Regions from separate parts of the Homo sapiens genome. Here region 2 is linked to region 1. Evidence: read pairs that join two places in POLR2A ChIA-PET (ENCODE). Cell type or tissue: IMR-90. All regions are shown on one strand.

Region 1 (8,000 bases):
CTGGGCAAAGCGAGAGCCCTCTTTCTACGTGCCTTAGGGTGGTGATAGGGCAGCCAAAGACCAAGTGCTTCAGCTGAGGGATACAGATTAGAGATGAGGACCTAACTCCAAAGAGTAACTCTTTGCTGAAGTGACTTCACAGAGGGAAGTAAGCAGTAATTCAACTCAGCCTTAGATAGAAAGCTTTTCTATGAATAATGGGAAATAAAGTTAAAGGAAATGATGCAAATAAAGCAAGAAAAAAATACTGATGATCAGAAAAAAGAAAAGTATTTGTGAGTATATAGATAAATGACTACGCTGCTCTTAGGGTCTTTTTTTTTGGTTGTTTGTTTGGCTTAATCAAAATGCATGTTTCTAAAGAAATGTTAACAGGAGCTAAGTTTAATTTCCACTTGGATAATTCAGAAGTAATTTCTCATACCGATTATTTTCTATTCTTTAAAAAGTAATTTGCTTTTATATGTGGGGGATTTCCCCCCACCACCTAACTACCCTTGAGCTAATTTTTTTTTTTTTTTTACAAGGAGGTCTGAAAGATCCTCAAAATAGAGAAGAGCCAATGACTTCATACACCGAATCGGCTAAATCCTGTCTCACATTTTCACTGTAGCCAGAAGAGCCACTCTGGTCAAGTAGAAACCCTGAAGTTTGCCGTCATTTCATCCAGGGTCTGCAGGTATGCAATGGGAATGTTCCTTTTGGCATTTGCAAAATTAGTGCTCCAAAATGAAATAGTGGAGGGAATTGATTTTGTAATTGTTATGCAGGGTTATTTTCTAAGCTTTTTAGATCTAAGTTAAATGAAACATACATATTTTTGAATTTCCTTTAGAGGCCTTTAGTATTAAAACCACATATAAGAATTTCTTGAGATACTCAGAGCAAAAGAAAGCATGATTTTTTTCATCAAATGATTTCTAAAGTACAATACTGACAAGTTTTGCTATTTAATAAATGATGAAAAAATGAGTTTTTCCTTTAGAAATATATCAAGTAGTGGCATTTTTTCTTCTGTTTTTCATTAAGATAGCTTATGTGCTAAAGGGATATTAGTTGCTCTAAAATCAGTTTAAGCAAATACATCAAACATTTACCCAATCAAATATTTGTAAATTACAGAGTATATTACAAACACTTAGTAGTTCTGTTTCTAAATGAAAAATTATAACAGGCATCTTCAATTATATATTTATTTTCATTATATATTTATTTTCAGGTAACACTAGTATCTATAGGTGTTTGCATCCTAAATCTATTACCTGTCTTGTATATTTCAACAGTCTATCTTAAATATCTTACAATTTATTTCTCTGTAACTAAATATTAATATTTCACACAAAATGATCATTGATCATGTTGTAAAATCATGAGTCAAAACATCATCTGAAAAGTTCTGAAAAAAATAAAAATGGGAACATGTTTCTTGCTTCTAAACTAGCCAAAACCATTTCCAAACTTATGTCAATTCAAGGGACTCAGTAATACTTACACTATATTCCAACACCCTGAAACCATATGTATTTATCTTACACTAATAAAGGTACTACATGGCAAACATGTTAACAGGTAGATATACAACTAGAACTGCAATAAGGACCGGTTTTAGTTACTATTACTTTATCAGAAAAATATACTTATTGCCGTTATATTTCCGTGGTTATTGTTTTCTTTTTTATTCAGATATAAAATATCTCTTTAGGTTGGTTTATTATATAAAATACAATGCAAAGCAAACTGTTCACATGCATAAGAACTGGGTTTAATCTGTATTTAAAATATTAATGTACACATTTTTGATTCCCTAACAATTTTTTTCTAAATTAAAGACTTTAAAAAATAGATGAAGCACCACACAGAAGATGAACAGTCACAGTTTATAAACTACTCTGTATGTGCTTTTCATATTTATTCCCAATGTATTAATGGGAAAAAAGAATATTAACTTTTTGTAAAAAGAGAAATAAGTCTTTTATTAGGAGTTAATTCTCTTGGAAATGAGTAATAAATTATTTCAGATATTAATGATGGTAGCCAAAAACAAACAAAAAGCCCACTACATGTTATTTCTTAATAAATGTTTTTAAATAAATCAGGCTAAGAACAGTTTTTAAGTAACACTAATTTATGAGGTATCACTAATGCTCTAAAATATTATGCAGATTAATATTTAGTTAAAATATATACTACTTAAATAGTATTTCCAGAAAATGAGCAATGGATCTTAATTGTCCAGGGGATCTATTGTTGCACTCTATTTATTTATATGATAGGAAGTCTTAAATTCTTTCGTTGTAATTTTACAAATTTTTACAAATACAACTCATCTCTTTGATAAAGATGCTACTTATAATAAAAGTAAAGTCAATGATTACTCATATTATATCCAGCTTAAGATTTTGGTAGTTGCCCTGTTAATCTGATAGAAAATATTGATTAGAATGTATCCAAATATTAAAAAGAGTCTGTTTAACTTATAAAAAATGTCTACTTGGTTAGGTTGCATTAGGGCATTTTAAGGCAGAGCAAATATGAACTGATATCATCTATCAGTGTTTGTAAATATCACTAACATTCACGATGATATTGCAGAGGCATCATAAGGAGCAATGCAGCACCAAAGTGTATGCTTTTGGTTGTACTGTATACAATTTTTTTTTGTTAAAAAACTTTTAACAGTTAAATTTTAGAATAAGGTCACTTCTTCTAACAGCTTCATACCCATTACCATAACAGAGTATTTCCAAAACCATAAACAGTTTTTCATGGTGATGAATAAAAAACAGATTTTGCTGGGAAACTGTTCCTGAATCTAATAATTATCCTCTTCATCCTCTTAATTCAGTCTTAGTGTTTTGCTGAGGAGTGGGATGGGTGCCAGTAGCAGTCGTCAGGGGGATTACGGTTATATGAGTCTCCCATCAGGAGGCCAAGCAGCCTGCAATTACTAAAGAGCGGTCCTTTTGATTTAAAGGAAAAGTTTCAGAAATGGACTAAAACGTTGAATAATACACATGATTAGTAATTTGTAGCTGTGGATCAGGGGTTCCCCTCTACCAGAAGTGTTTGTTGAAAAAATAATAAAACCGACACCTGTGGGGAGTTTTAGTATTTCATTTTTCTCTTGATTCAATGGAAGTTCTACAAAACTATTACAGCTCTGGGAGGACCCAACCAGGCTCTGTAATCACCTTCAGAAAATTTATCTGTATATTCCATTGTGGTAAAGCACTGAATAAAATCTTTTCAAGCAGCATCTTTTATATGATGCCCTGGATTTTTAAATGAAAATGGGGGTCAAATTCTCTCATTTTCCTTACAAAAGAGTGAAAAGAACAACTGTGCGGCCTTGATGGCCGCACCAGAAGGTGATTTGATAAAAGGCGGACTCTGGGTGAATGCTGGACTCACATCAATGCCTTATTGTGAGTGCTCCCTGAGACAAATGAGCACTGGCTACGATTTAAGCTGTGTAATTAAATTTCACACAATATGAAGCAGCAAATGACATGTAAATTATGAATGGCCTATTCCTTACTTTCCATGACAGTGTTAAATAAGGGAGGTGTAAGTGAAATCATTAGATTATACTGGTCGGCAGAGACTTTCAAAGGTTGTCTTCAAGCACACACAGCTAGTTTGGCACAAACGATGTACTCTGAGACTATTTCAAACGGTGTCAGGACAATAAGTAACCAGCCTTTAATTGTGTTTGTCCACCTAGGTATAAAATAGACATTATCGCAATATTGTATCGCACACCAAGATGCTCGGGTTTTACCTAAAGTATGACATGACTGGACACCCACTGCAGCTTCCTTGTTTTAGCTGCAGTGAACATAAATATAAACTGGGATTCCTTGAAAGAGATATAAGAAAATACTTACAACTTTAAAAAAATTAGAAACTTCATTTCTGACAATAAAGCTTATTATCAATAACTATAGATTTTCGGTTTAAAGAATAGCCATGACTTATGAAAATAATAATGCAATCTTCCAATTTAAAAAAAAAATAAATGAAGCCCCATGGGCTACCTGTGCACACCTACACAAAAGACTTGGAAAATGACATTGAAAACTCATTTCTTTAGATGTCATATAACATTAAAATAAGTCAGACAGAGAACAAGTTAGAGAAAGGCTTAAAAAAAAAAGGTACCATTCTGAACACCAAATTCTACTTAGTAAAGTACTCATGTTGGTTGCAGTTTTAGCTGTAAAGTTTAATCTTTGGTAAAAAGGTGATTAAATAGCAGTATGTGAACACCTTAAACTATCATCCCTTAACATTCCCTTCTTAATGAGAACAAATCCCTCTTTCAGTAGAAGCTTTAGCTGAAAAAAGGGAAAGCCCATACCCTTTGCAAGGAAGCTCATTAAAAATGTGGAATGCTGTAAAGAACCTTCTCCCCATGCAGAGTCTTTCTGCTTGAGTAAGTATGAGAAGCCTGGAGGATAAATGTTCCTCTCTTGTCTCAAGTAGTTGTCTTGCACCCACTGCCTCAGAGAAAAGAGACACAACTTGTTAGTCAACAGTAATTTTGAAGGGATGGAGAAGGATTAGAGGGGGAAAAAGCTAACATCTCATTTTCTTTCTCAATTGTGTATCTTTTTAAAAGCACAGTGAACTCATCTATCCTAAATATTTGCAACAAATCAAGCGACAGGAAAGGGCTTATATTTGGATATTTTTAAGAATGCATATTTTCAATGGCTATCCTTAAAGGATATTTGTTTTTCATCACAGATATTTTAACAGTGACATGTTAATTTTAAAATGGTCATCTAATTTAAATGATATGCTTTTTTTTTTTGCTCATTATACAGAATTGCATTTAAAGAAGCCAAATCTTGAGTAGAAAAGTTTACATCTGAGCTTACTTATCTTTTGTTATTATTTAAAGTACTTTTGTTTTTATTCAATAATAGCCCATAAATAGCTATAGGGAAAACTGCTCATTTCTATATTTAATACTTTCCTATATATAATATTCAAGGTATAAAATCTGTATCAGGTTGATCATTATTTATATTATATTGCACACTGAAAAAAATTATTTTTCTATAAAAAATTCCAATAAGCACACTTATCTGAAGTACTTTTAGAGCTAAATAGCTGTTTAAAAAATATATCTTAAGACATAAGAAATTAGAGCTGAATAAACTATATGGCAAATTAATATATAAAAAAATCTATATTTTAGCTAAGAATGCCTTCTAGTTAATTATTTAAAATTAATCATACATATGATACATGAGCTGTAAATAATCATAGCTAAATATACTTAAAAATGACTGTAATCTACAGGAAGAACATACATTTGTCTATCAAAATGCAAAATATAAAACCAAAATTACTTCTGACTTAAAAAGAGAAAGTGAAAAGATTCTTATTGTAGAAAGTCTTTATTTTAATAAGTATTTTTGAAGTCTAAAGGTTATTTTTTAAAAATTTAAAAATTTACATTTTTTAAACTCTATCATTTAATTTCAAGTTCTTTCGAATAAAATGTAGATTTCTGTAAGGTAATAAAAAGTTCACTGGTCCTGCTTTTGAAGGCTGTTAAGGAAAAAATCATTTAAATAAACTTTGTTGTGAAGACAAGAAGGTAGGCAAAAGTTATCTTTTTACTACTTTGCCTCAATCTCAGTGATATTTACATTATTTTCATATAATCTAATTTGTGCATAGGTCAAGTTTTTTTCTGTTTTGTAGTGTTATATTGTCTTTGTGTCTGGTTTAGATGTTAAAGGTTGTGCTAAATATCTCGTGAGCTGTAATAGTTTCAGTCTGCTTACCATGGTCACTGTAGATCATTTCTGCCTAGCTTTTCAAGTATCCTCCATTAACTGTCAGGATGGTCCATTTCACAATCAAGCCAACTTATATCTGTCTGGATTACACTCTAAGGTTTCTGACCCTTTCTGAGTCGCCACTTATTACTTAAATCTTAAACTTCATTTCTGTGCTTGACAGCAATGCCATTGTTTTGCTTATTTTCTGATTGGGAGGCTGGCAGTCTCTTCTGAGACTGATGCCAACTGAGCTCTGTGTATCAGCCAGTAGGAGTCACTTGGAGCAGATGGTCATCATCCTTCCCCACAGCCCAAATCCCTGGTCTGGGTGGCAAAGTCCCAAGACCACACCTACATACATGCCAACTGTCCTTATTTACTAAGATACTCCTTCTTATTTGTTTAGCTTAATAAATCATTTGCCCTAATATCTTTCTAATGAACTTATGTTCTCATTTCAATTTTCTTTAATATATCTTCCTATTAGCATATCTCCCCACTGTCCCTATCCTTTATTGCCCATGCTATTAGAAGGTACATTTTTAAATTCAAATCTTTTTTTGGTTTCATAAATGTCCATCTTTACAGAGATTTTATATACTTACTGGTATATATGTAACAGGTTGAAATTCTATTCTGGTGAAAAAGTATATTGACTCCTTCCATTTCCATTCCTCCAACTTAAAATATTAAAGTTCAATCTTGGGTATAGTTAAAAAATGAGTAATTGTTTTATCACTCTAAACAGCATCTGAATGGCTTTTTTTTTTTTTTGAGACAGGGCCTTGCTCTGTTGCTCAGGCTGGAGTGTAGTCGTGCAATCATGGCTCACTGCAGCCTCCACCTCCTGGGTTCAAGTGATCCTCCCACCTCAGCCTCCTGAGTAGCTGGGACCACAAGTGTGTGCCACCATGCCCAGCTAATTTTTGAAATTTTTTGTAGAGACAGGGTCTTGCCATGTTGCCGAAGCGATCCCCCTGCCTTGGCCTCCAAAGTGGTGGGATTACAGGCGTGAGCCACCGCGAACAGCCTTGCCATTGAGTTGATAAAATTTCTGAAAAAGCCGATACCTAACTTAACTATAGAACACAGCATATAGTTTAATTCCTAAGAGAGCTAAAGATTCATAAAATACTCAAAATAAATTTAAGCCCCATAGTTCCTTACTCTTGGGGATGTATAGTTATTGGGAACATCCTAAGCCTAACTTTTTGAAATAGCAGTGAATTATTAGTACATGTTATTTTTGGATTGAGAAAGCAATGCATCTGATCACTCAGAAACATACAACATTCTGGTAAAAAGATGACTGGTCTCTGCTATTATAATCATAACGTAATAGGGTTAAATAATATGTCATAATAATTTGCATTTAATTTTCCCTTAGAATCATCTGGAATATCTAAGGAAGTCATCTAAGTACAGTTACAGGAAGTATTATTTCTAAAAAGTTATATCTAAATTAAATTGACATGAAGTGAAATATGCTATTTAACTTATACTTAAGTGGGACCTATTAGGAATCTTGTGTAAAGTTAAAAGATCTTTTGAAATACAAATATCGTCTTCTAATGTTTTTATAATACATTTAAAAAAATCTAGCATACTTAAACTGATGCATATTTCTACTTAAGGAAAAGAACTTGCCAAAGCAAGAAAGATAAAATCAGGATGGCAAGATATATTTCAACCTGTTAAGCTGGGGTTTAGAGTAATTTCTTTCAAGGACTAGAGGCATTCTGGAAATATTATGAAATCCACAGGAAAGAAGAAATAGGAGTTTTTGAGCCTAGATTAGATTTAACGTGGTGACATGTTTCAAAGTTGTGCCATTAGGAAACAGCAGGCCAAATAAATGAGATACTGCTTAGTCAAAACTTCAGTTTTTCTAGTGTCCATGTAGCTAAGGTAAGCTTCTCTTTCCCTAGCACTGGAGGAGAAGTTGGTATGTAATTTGTTGGGAGTTTATGTGATATAGAGTCCATCCCAAAGGTGGACATAAAAGTATATATCTTTATGGTAGTCAGGCTCATCAATATCTCAGATCACTTAATAAAGCACTGAAGCTGATGAATACAAACTATTCAAGCTGGTAATCAGAAAACACTGACCGACCATAGTGGCTCATAGCCTGTAATCCCAGCACTTTGGGAAGGCGAGGCAGGTGGATTACTTGAGGTCAGGAGTTCAAGACTACCCTGG
Region 2 (8,000 bases), 210 kb before region 1:
TAAAAGACTTAACTAGGCTGGGCACAGTGGCTCACACTTGTAATCCCAGGGCTTTGAGAGGCCCAGGCAGGCAGGTCACAAGGTCAGGAGTTCGAGACCAGCCTGGCCAATATGGTGAAACCCGTCTCTACTAAAAATACAAAAATTAGCCAGGCGTGGTGGCACATGCCCGTAGTCCCAGCTACTTGAGAAGTTGAGGCAGGAGAATCACTTGAACCCAGGAGGCGGAGGTTGTAGTAAGCCGAGATTGTGCCACTGCACTGCAGCCTGGGCAACAGAGGGAGACTCTGCCTCAAAAAAAAAAAAAAAAAAAAAAAAAACAAAAAAAAAACAAGGCTTAACTACGTTGTAATGTTCATCTTTAGTGGTTCGCCATTCACTCCTGCTGAATTACCGGTAAAAACTCTCCCCCACACAACCCCCTGTTGGGGACATCAAAGGAAAGAACTATCGCTCATTGTGGGAGGCAGGGCTCAAGGAGCAGGTGAAGCTGCCAGGTCAGAGGAAGATCAAGAATTTAGTGGGAGAATTGGAGCAAAGTTCTCCAGTAGAAACACAACTGCACACACACATTCCTGGGGTGAGGAGGAGGATGCCCAGTTTTCCTTTGCATATAGGCTGTGTGTTCAAGCTGCTTTATTTAAGCACAAGCTCTCACCCTTAGGTAGGCTAGAGGATTAGAGTCAAGGGCACAACCTGATGTCAAACATTAGGTTTTTACTACCTACATATACTTAAAAATAACTAAATAAATAAAAAATAAAAAGTAATTGATCTTTGTTCACGGAACTGGATTAACACTCAAATCCTGTTTTGAAAACAGGAGTTGAATTTACTTATTCTGAGGTTCAGAATAAAATTATTAAGTCAAATTGGAAAAAAAAATTGTATGCACCAGAGCTCCTCTTGAGGAGAGTTCCTTTTTTTTTTTTTTTTCCTCCTGGACTAATTTAATTTGGTTGTCACTGTTCACTTTTTGATATAGGAGACTCATTTCTGATCATCTCCTTTGAACATTCTTTTAAATTTTATTTTACTTTAAGTTCTTAGATACGTGTGCAGAACGTGCAGGTTTGTTGCCTAGGTATACATGTGCCGTGGTGGTTTGCTGCACCTATCGGGGAGAATTCTATGTAGAAAATTCTATCTGGAATTATTCCTATCTAGAATCCTATCTAGAATTATTCCTATCAGGAGGAATAATTTGATAAGTCCTTGGGAATAATAAGAGGTAACCTTTACTGAGTACTTTTTATATGCAGGCCCTCACAGGCTTTTTTGTTTTGTTTTGTTTTGTTTTGAGACAGGGTCTCGTTCTGTCTCCCAGGGTAGAGTGCAGTGGTGCAATCATGGCTCACTGCAGTCTTGAACTCCCAGGCCCAAGCAATCCTCCTTGCCCAGCCTCCCAAGTAGCTGGAGCTTCAGGTGCACACCACCATGCCCAGCTACTGTTTCGTATTTTTAGTAGAGATGGGGTTTCACCATGTTGCCCAGGCTGGTCTCAAACTCATGGACTCAAGCAATCCACCCCCCACTCACCCTCTGAAAGTGCTGGGATTACAGGTGTGAGCTATGGCACCTGGCCCCTCAGAAGTATTAAATCATTTAATTTTCACTAGAGTGCTATGAAGTAGGCATTATGATTACCCCTACTTTCTAGATGAGAAAACCGAGGCACATGGAGGCTAGATCATTTGTCCAGAGTCACAAAATTTGTGAATGAGAGAGTTGGGGATTTATTCCAAGAAGTTGAGAAATCACAACTGAAGGCGGGGTATGGGGTGAAAGTGTGCTAGAGGGATGTAGCGGGTAGGGACCAGAGATGCTGTTAATCATCCTGTAATGCACAGCACTTTCCCCCTCTCCAACAACAAAGAATTATCCAGACCCAAATGTCAATAGTGCCAAGGTTGAGAAACCTTCCTTGTAATCCCACCCTGCACCTCATACTAAAGTCGAGGTTGGGGGAGCTCCCCTAAGACGTATGCCACATTAATGCTATTGCTGTCATACTCCCTTTTGAGGAGGTGGGCCTGGTTAACTGCAGGAGGTTTCTCTTACTGACAGGAATACGCAAATTAGTGGCCAGAGCTGAACTGTCTAGAACAATAAAGGCACAACTAAGCTTTTTCGGTGGAAGGGTGGCAGTGGAGAAAAACACAGGTGATGGTGGGAGAGAAGGTGACCACGGAAGGACACATACATCTGCTGGAAATGTGTGGAGAGTTTTGCTATTAGGGGTGCATGTAAGCTCTCTTTTTCAGTTCTCCAACATCTTTATTACGAGCTGCATTGCCTGATAATGTTTTGCATAATGAAATTTCTTTTGGAGAGAATAAAAAAGAAATACAGATATACATGCCCCCTAACATACACATCACAGAGTAGAAACATGCTGTTTGCTCATGGGGGGACATGAAAGTTACACATCTCAGTCAATTCTGTGGCCTGCTCTGAAGGAAGAAGACAACATATTGTCTATAACCTGAAGCACCATCTACAAAACCGTTGACAAGCTCCTCCAGTCTCAGGGCTACATGTCAATGACTCCCAAATTTCTGTCTCCAGCCCAGACCTCATTTCAGAGCTGCAGATTTCTTTATCCAATTCCCTCCTGGATCTCTCTGCCAACTTCTCAAAATTCAACATTTTTAAAAATGGACTCATGATCTATTTCTCTCTCCACCTGACTCCCATCTTCACAGTTGATGGAATTTTCCTGCAACCTTTCAACCAGTAATCGTCAGGGACCCCTATCTTTGTCTCTCAGCAGCTTCCCCATCCGTCACCAAATCTCTCCCCAAAGTATCTCTTGACAGTGACCCCTTTTCTATCCACAAATTTCACAAATATATGTGTGCTTTTGCTATTAATTTTCAACAGGAAAGTGGAAAGGCTAAAACACAATTCCTCCAAATCAATATGTTGGGCGCTTTCTGCCTCCAGCTTTATAAATGACCCAGAAAAAAAAGAACAAATGTAAATTCATGGTGAGTGCTGATGATACAGAATTACGTGGCAAGCTGTGGCCAGGGGCAAAGAGCAGGAAAGATTCATCATGACTTAGATCAGCTCAGCAATTGAGCTGACACACGGCCAATTAAGTGTGTTCATGGGAAGCACTAGAGAAGTGTGCAATGAGGCCCATGGAAAAAAGGCAAGCTTGGACCAGCTGACTCAGAACCAGATCCAATCACCTCACCTGGAGACACAGACTCAGCTCCTAAAACATGAACAGATAGGGTTGAAAAGAGAAGCTTGGATTCACCAATCCCAGGCAAGGATATTTCCCACTCTGTCCTTTTTAATATCAGAGCATGCATAATAAGTTTCCCTGATTTTCCCAAGGATTTTTTTTTTTTTCTCAGCACTGGGCAAATGTGTCATTTTAAGTATCTGAATGTCCTTGTCCTAGTGAAGTGAGAACTGTAGATTTTTTTGAGCTCAGAGGCCACCCATGCTGGGTTCCCAGTTGTGGACTCTGAGCCTCTGGGGCACCCTAGAGCTGTTGCAGGGATGCCTGAACCAACATGTACATTACGTTTGTCTATGGACCGAATCAATTAGTCTTGCTTCATCTTAGGGCCATGGAGCTATCCCTAGGTAATTTATAGTGAATTTTAGGCATCTATGAACCTTCTGAAATTGAATGCAAATATTTTATATGTGTGTTTATTTGACAACTTGCAGGGGGAAAAGGATCATTGTATTTTATCATCTTCCCAAAAGAGGTCTGAAAGAAAACTTCCTATTCAAGTAAATGCCATGTATGATTTAAAAATATATACATTAGATTATGTTGTAATTAATACACTCCTAGTTTATTTAAGGCATTGATTTAAAAAGAACAATTTTTTGTTACTGTACATTTTTTGTGTCAAAGAATGCTTTAGTACTATACAAAGGATTATTTGCAAGTCCTTGAAATATTTTTGGTATTTTTACTGAAAGAAGCCCTCACAAAACATAACTGATAAAGGGCTTGAATCCAGAATCTATAAGGAAAGCTCACAACTCAACGAGACAGAATTCCATAGGTACGACATTCTAGGAGAGACAAAACTTTAGGGACAGAAAATTGATCAGTGGATCAGAAGCTGGGGTTGGGGGAATGGGGATTCATTGCAAAGAGACACAACAAACTTTTGGGGTGATGGGAATGTTGCTTTGGCAGGAAAGTAGTTTTTTGTTTGTTTGTTTGTTTGTTTCCCTTTTCTCCTTCTTCTTATAGGGTTACCATCAGAAGGGATGTAATGAGTTCTCCACAGTTCCCTAGACATGTCCCTTATCTGTGCATGAACTCTTCCAATGTTCATTTGTTTGTGGCAGCGCAGTAATGAGGAAAGATTTCCACTCAGAAAATCCCCCTTGTGCACTCAACAGCAGAAGGGCTCACTCAGCTTCTCAGGAAAGTGGCCACTGGGTGTTGACAGTCTCCTGCTATTCACCGGTGTGCTTAGAAATTACACAAACAAATAACAAATCTTGTTCTTTTCTCAGAAACATGCCAGTGCATGCATTGCTTCCACGGTGGCCATATTGCTGAGGAAACTCAGTAATGGGACTCTCCCTGCCCTGGGAGCCCCTGCTCATTAACTTCTCTCCAGAGACCCCTTACCCTGAGCAAAGCATATGGAATGACAGCTCTGCAGCCCCTTAGCACGAGGGAGATTCCATTTGATTCACAATTTGCCTAGAGGGCCGAGGGGCCAAGAGGACACAGGGTTAATTCACTTGCCTAGCTTAGGTTCAAATCTGTCTACACGCTGAAATGGGCTGGATGGGTGGCAATCAATTCAGCATTTTAACAGGCAGCTGCCCACCCCACCAATACCTCCTGGCTTCCCAGGATGCAGATCTGGAGCTAGAGAGGACAAGATGGTACTGGGCGGTTAGAGCAATGGAAATATTCTATAGTTGAACCGTGCTCCTTGATTAATGAGCTTTTAAAAAATCATTCTTTTAAGGAGCTCTTCATTCCTGAAGAGAAGAAGCATTTGCTTCCATAGAGCAAAGAAACCATAGAAATCCAGCAGCTGACTTGCACTGGTGAGTCCAATCCATCCAAGCACAAATCTGATTAATGACCCAGCTTTTTAATGACACAAATTCTGTTACGTCATTCAAAGGGAAATGCCCTTTGCTTCTCTGAGCCTAGTCGTGGTCAGGCCTGGAACACAGTTGAGAGCTTACTGAGTGTGTGTGTGAAATGTGAGGGATTCTACACCTGACAAAGTAATCTATGTGGGTGTCACTTTATTGAAGGTGGGAGAGCCTCGTGGTTACACTGGGTTCTAAAGCCAGACTGCCTGGTTTAACTCCCGCCTCTGCCTCTGCCACTTGCTAACGAAGTGTACTGGGGCAAGTTTATCAGCATCTCTGTCCTTCTGTCCCACAGTTGTAGAATGGAGATTAATAGCGTTACCTACCTCAATGGGTTGTTGTATTAAATGAAATAATATATGTAGAGTGTTCAGCACATGCTGGACATGTAGTGGAAATGTGATCAATGTTGACTACTATTGATGACAGTTTGATGCAATCAGACATTTACAAAGAGGACAGAAATTAGAAGAAAGGAAACACCCAGCTGTGCCTTGGCCTGAGTTTCCTTTGTCTCCTGTTTCTTGACTGTTTTGGCTTCTTTTTGTCCCTGTTTCTCCCCACTTCTTCTCAACACCCCCCACTTCCTTGCCATTACCAGCACTTGGCGACAAAACTCCTGAGAATAAAGCACATTTCTAAGTTGAATTTTAGAGATTTAGTGTCTCATCTGGTGTAATTTTCCTCAGAAAGTGCTGAGTGCTTCAGTTGCTCCTGAGATCCCATGTTACAGCTCGGGGCTCTGAAGCGAATAGTCCTAGATTAATTATTCCCAGCAGATATAAGGACTGAACCCAAGAATGACTTGAAAGCTCTTAAGGAATGCAGAAGGGCTCTCCCTCTACCTCTCCCCCTCCCCCTCCCGCTCCCCCTCCCCCTCCCCCTTTCCCGTCTCCCCACGGTCTCCCTCTCCCTCTCTTTCCACGTCTCCCTCTGATGCGCAGCAGAAGCTGGACTGTACTGCCGCCATCTCGGCTCACTGCAACCTCCCTGCCTGATTCTCCTGCCTCAGCCTGCCGAGTGCCTGGGATTGCGGGCGCACGCCGCCACGCCTGACTGGTTTTCGTATTTTTTTGGTGGAGACGGGGTTTCGCTGTGTTGGCCCGGCTGGTCTCCAGCTCCTAACCGCGAGTGATCTGCCAGCCTCGGCCTCCCGAGGTGCCGGGATTGTGGATGGAGTCTCGTTCACTCAGTGCTCAATGTTGCCCAGGCTGGAGTGCAGTGGTGTGATCTTGGCTCGCTACAACCTCCACCTCCCAGCCGCCTGCCTTGGCCTCCCAAAGTGCCGAGATTGCAGCCTCTGCCCGGCCGCCACCCCGTCTGGGAAGTGAGGAGCGTCTCTGCCTGGCCGCCACCCTGTCTGGGAGGTGTACCCAACAGCTCATTGAGAACAGGCCATGATGACGATGGCAGTTTTGTCGAATAGAAAAGGGGGAAATGTGGGGAAAAGATAGAGAAATCAGATTGTTGCTGTGTCTGTGTAGAAAGAAGTAGACATGGGAGACTCCATTTTGTTCTGTACTAAGAAAAATTCTTCTGCCTTGGGATGCTGTTAATCTATAACCTTACCCCCAACCCCCTGCTCTCTGAAACATGTGCTGTGTCCACTCAGGGTTAAATGGATTAAGGGTGGTGCAAGATGTGCTTTCTTAAACAGATGCTTGAAGGCAGCATGCTCGTTAAGAGTCATCACCACTCCCTAATCTCAAGTACCCAGGGACACAAACACTGCGGAAGGCCGCTGGGTCCTCTGCCTAGGAAAACCAGAGACCTTTGTTCACTTGTTTATCTGCTGACCTTCCCTCCACTATTGTCCTGTGACCCTGCCAAATCCCCCTCTGCGAGAAACACCCAAGAATGATCAATAAATACTAAAAAAAAAGAAAAAAAAAGGAATGCAGAAGGTACTTCTCAGGCTCTGGAGAAGGTCACATTTTGCTTTTCCTCCTGGAATTTCTAATTGAGAAGAAGACTGCCTCTAAGTATCATGAATGGAAACCAAAACCAGAATCTTCTGCTGAGAAAGTCCTGAAAGACCTGGGTCTTAATAGGCTTCCAGACCCAAATGATCTCGAATACATTGGTATAGAAGACTGGGCAGGGTTCAGCCTTCGGCCTCTTCATTTTACAGAGGAAAGCTAGAGCTCAGAGAAGCAAAGTGACTTGCCTTCATCACACTGTCTTTGTGGCAGGACCAAGACTCCAAATCAAAACCCAGGGCTCTGTCTACACCAGGCAACTTCCCATCTCTGCTGACCACCCCATTGCAGAACAAGTTTTCTTCAGGTCTTATCAAACCCAAACCCTCTCTTTCCTGGTTGGCACATTGACTCTGTTCTGAAGCGAAACATGGAGATTTCCCCTTCAGAGAGCCAACAATAAGGCACATTCTCCCATGAGTCCTGGACGTACTCTGCCCAGGATATCTGTGGTAGATAGCGTTCTAAGAACTCCATGGCCGTGAAGTGTGGGAGGTTGATACAAGACCCAGGCGGTGTCCCAGGACTCTCAGAGTCTGAAAATGCTGAGACCACGGAGGGAAGTGTAGAACTCTCAGGCAAGGCTGGACAAAGCCCAGGAAATCCTGAGGTGGCTCATAGGTAAGACCAAGTAGAATTCATACCCATGATGCTCCAGTTAAGCCCGAACACCAGCTAGCAACATGACGTGGGCTCCCCTTTCCACATCTCTGAGCCCTAGTTTCTCCTGCAAAATAAGGAAATGGATGACCTCTGAGTCTTCCTCCAGCTCTAACAGCCTCCTCTGTGACCCTAAAGGTGTAGTGCTGATTGATTAAGTGCGTAAGTCTTGACATCATATGCGGGCTCAAATCCTAGTGCTACCATTGTGTGACTTTGGGTAAATAACTTCTCTAGGCATCAACTTTTTCTTCTGTA

The links. Peaks named below come from ENCODE experiments on the same cell type or tissue, not always from the same donor. Only the 100,000 strongest peaks of a DNase experiment are listed, where the experiment ranks them.
Region 2: POLR2A ChIA-PET joins it to region 1 with 10 read pairs; 2 of 35 experiments call an interaction of 5 or more read pairs at or near these places.

Annotation. Positions count from the first base shown.
Region 1 is chr11:31,759,910-31,767,909 of GRCh38, reverse strand. The region is part of intron 9 of ELP4 (elongator acetyltransferase complex subunit 4); the gene reads right to left. It overlaps ELP4-AS1 (ELP4 antisense RNA 1), which reads left to right and starts at 19. Exons shown (of 3, transcript NR_199065.1): 1 at 19-275; 2 at 528-679. RefSeq lists enhancers at 2,601-4,162, 4,175-4,881, 2,601-4,899. In IMR-90, no CTCF peak of the experiment used is centred here; no DNase peak of the experiment used is centred here.
Region 2 is chr11:31,970,025-31,978,024 of GRCh38, reverse strand. No RefSeq gene overlaps it. Among named protein-coding and RNA genes, the nearest start is that of LINC03031, 67 kb to the left of the region's middle. In IMR-90, no CTCF peak of the experiment used is centred here; a DNase peak (open chromatin) is centred at 3,054; H3K27me3 peaks cover 2,272 bases.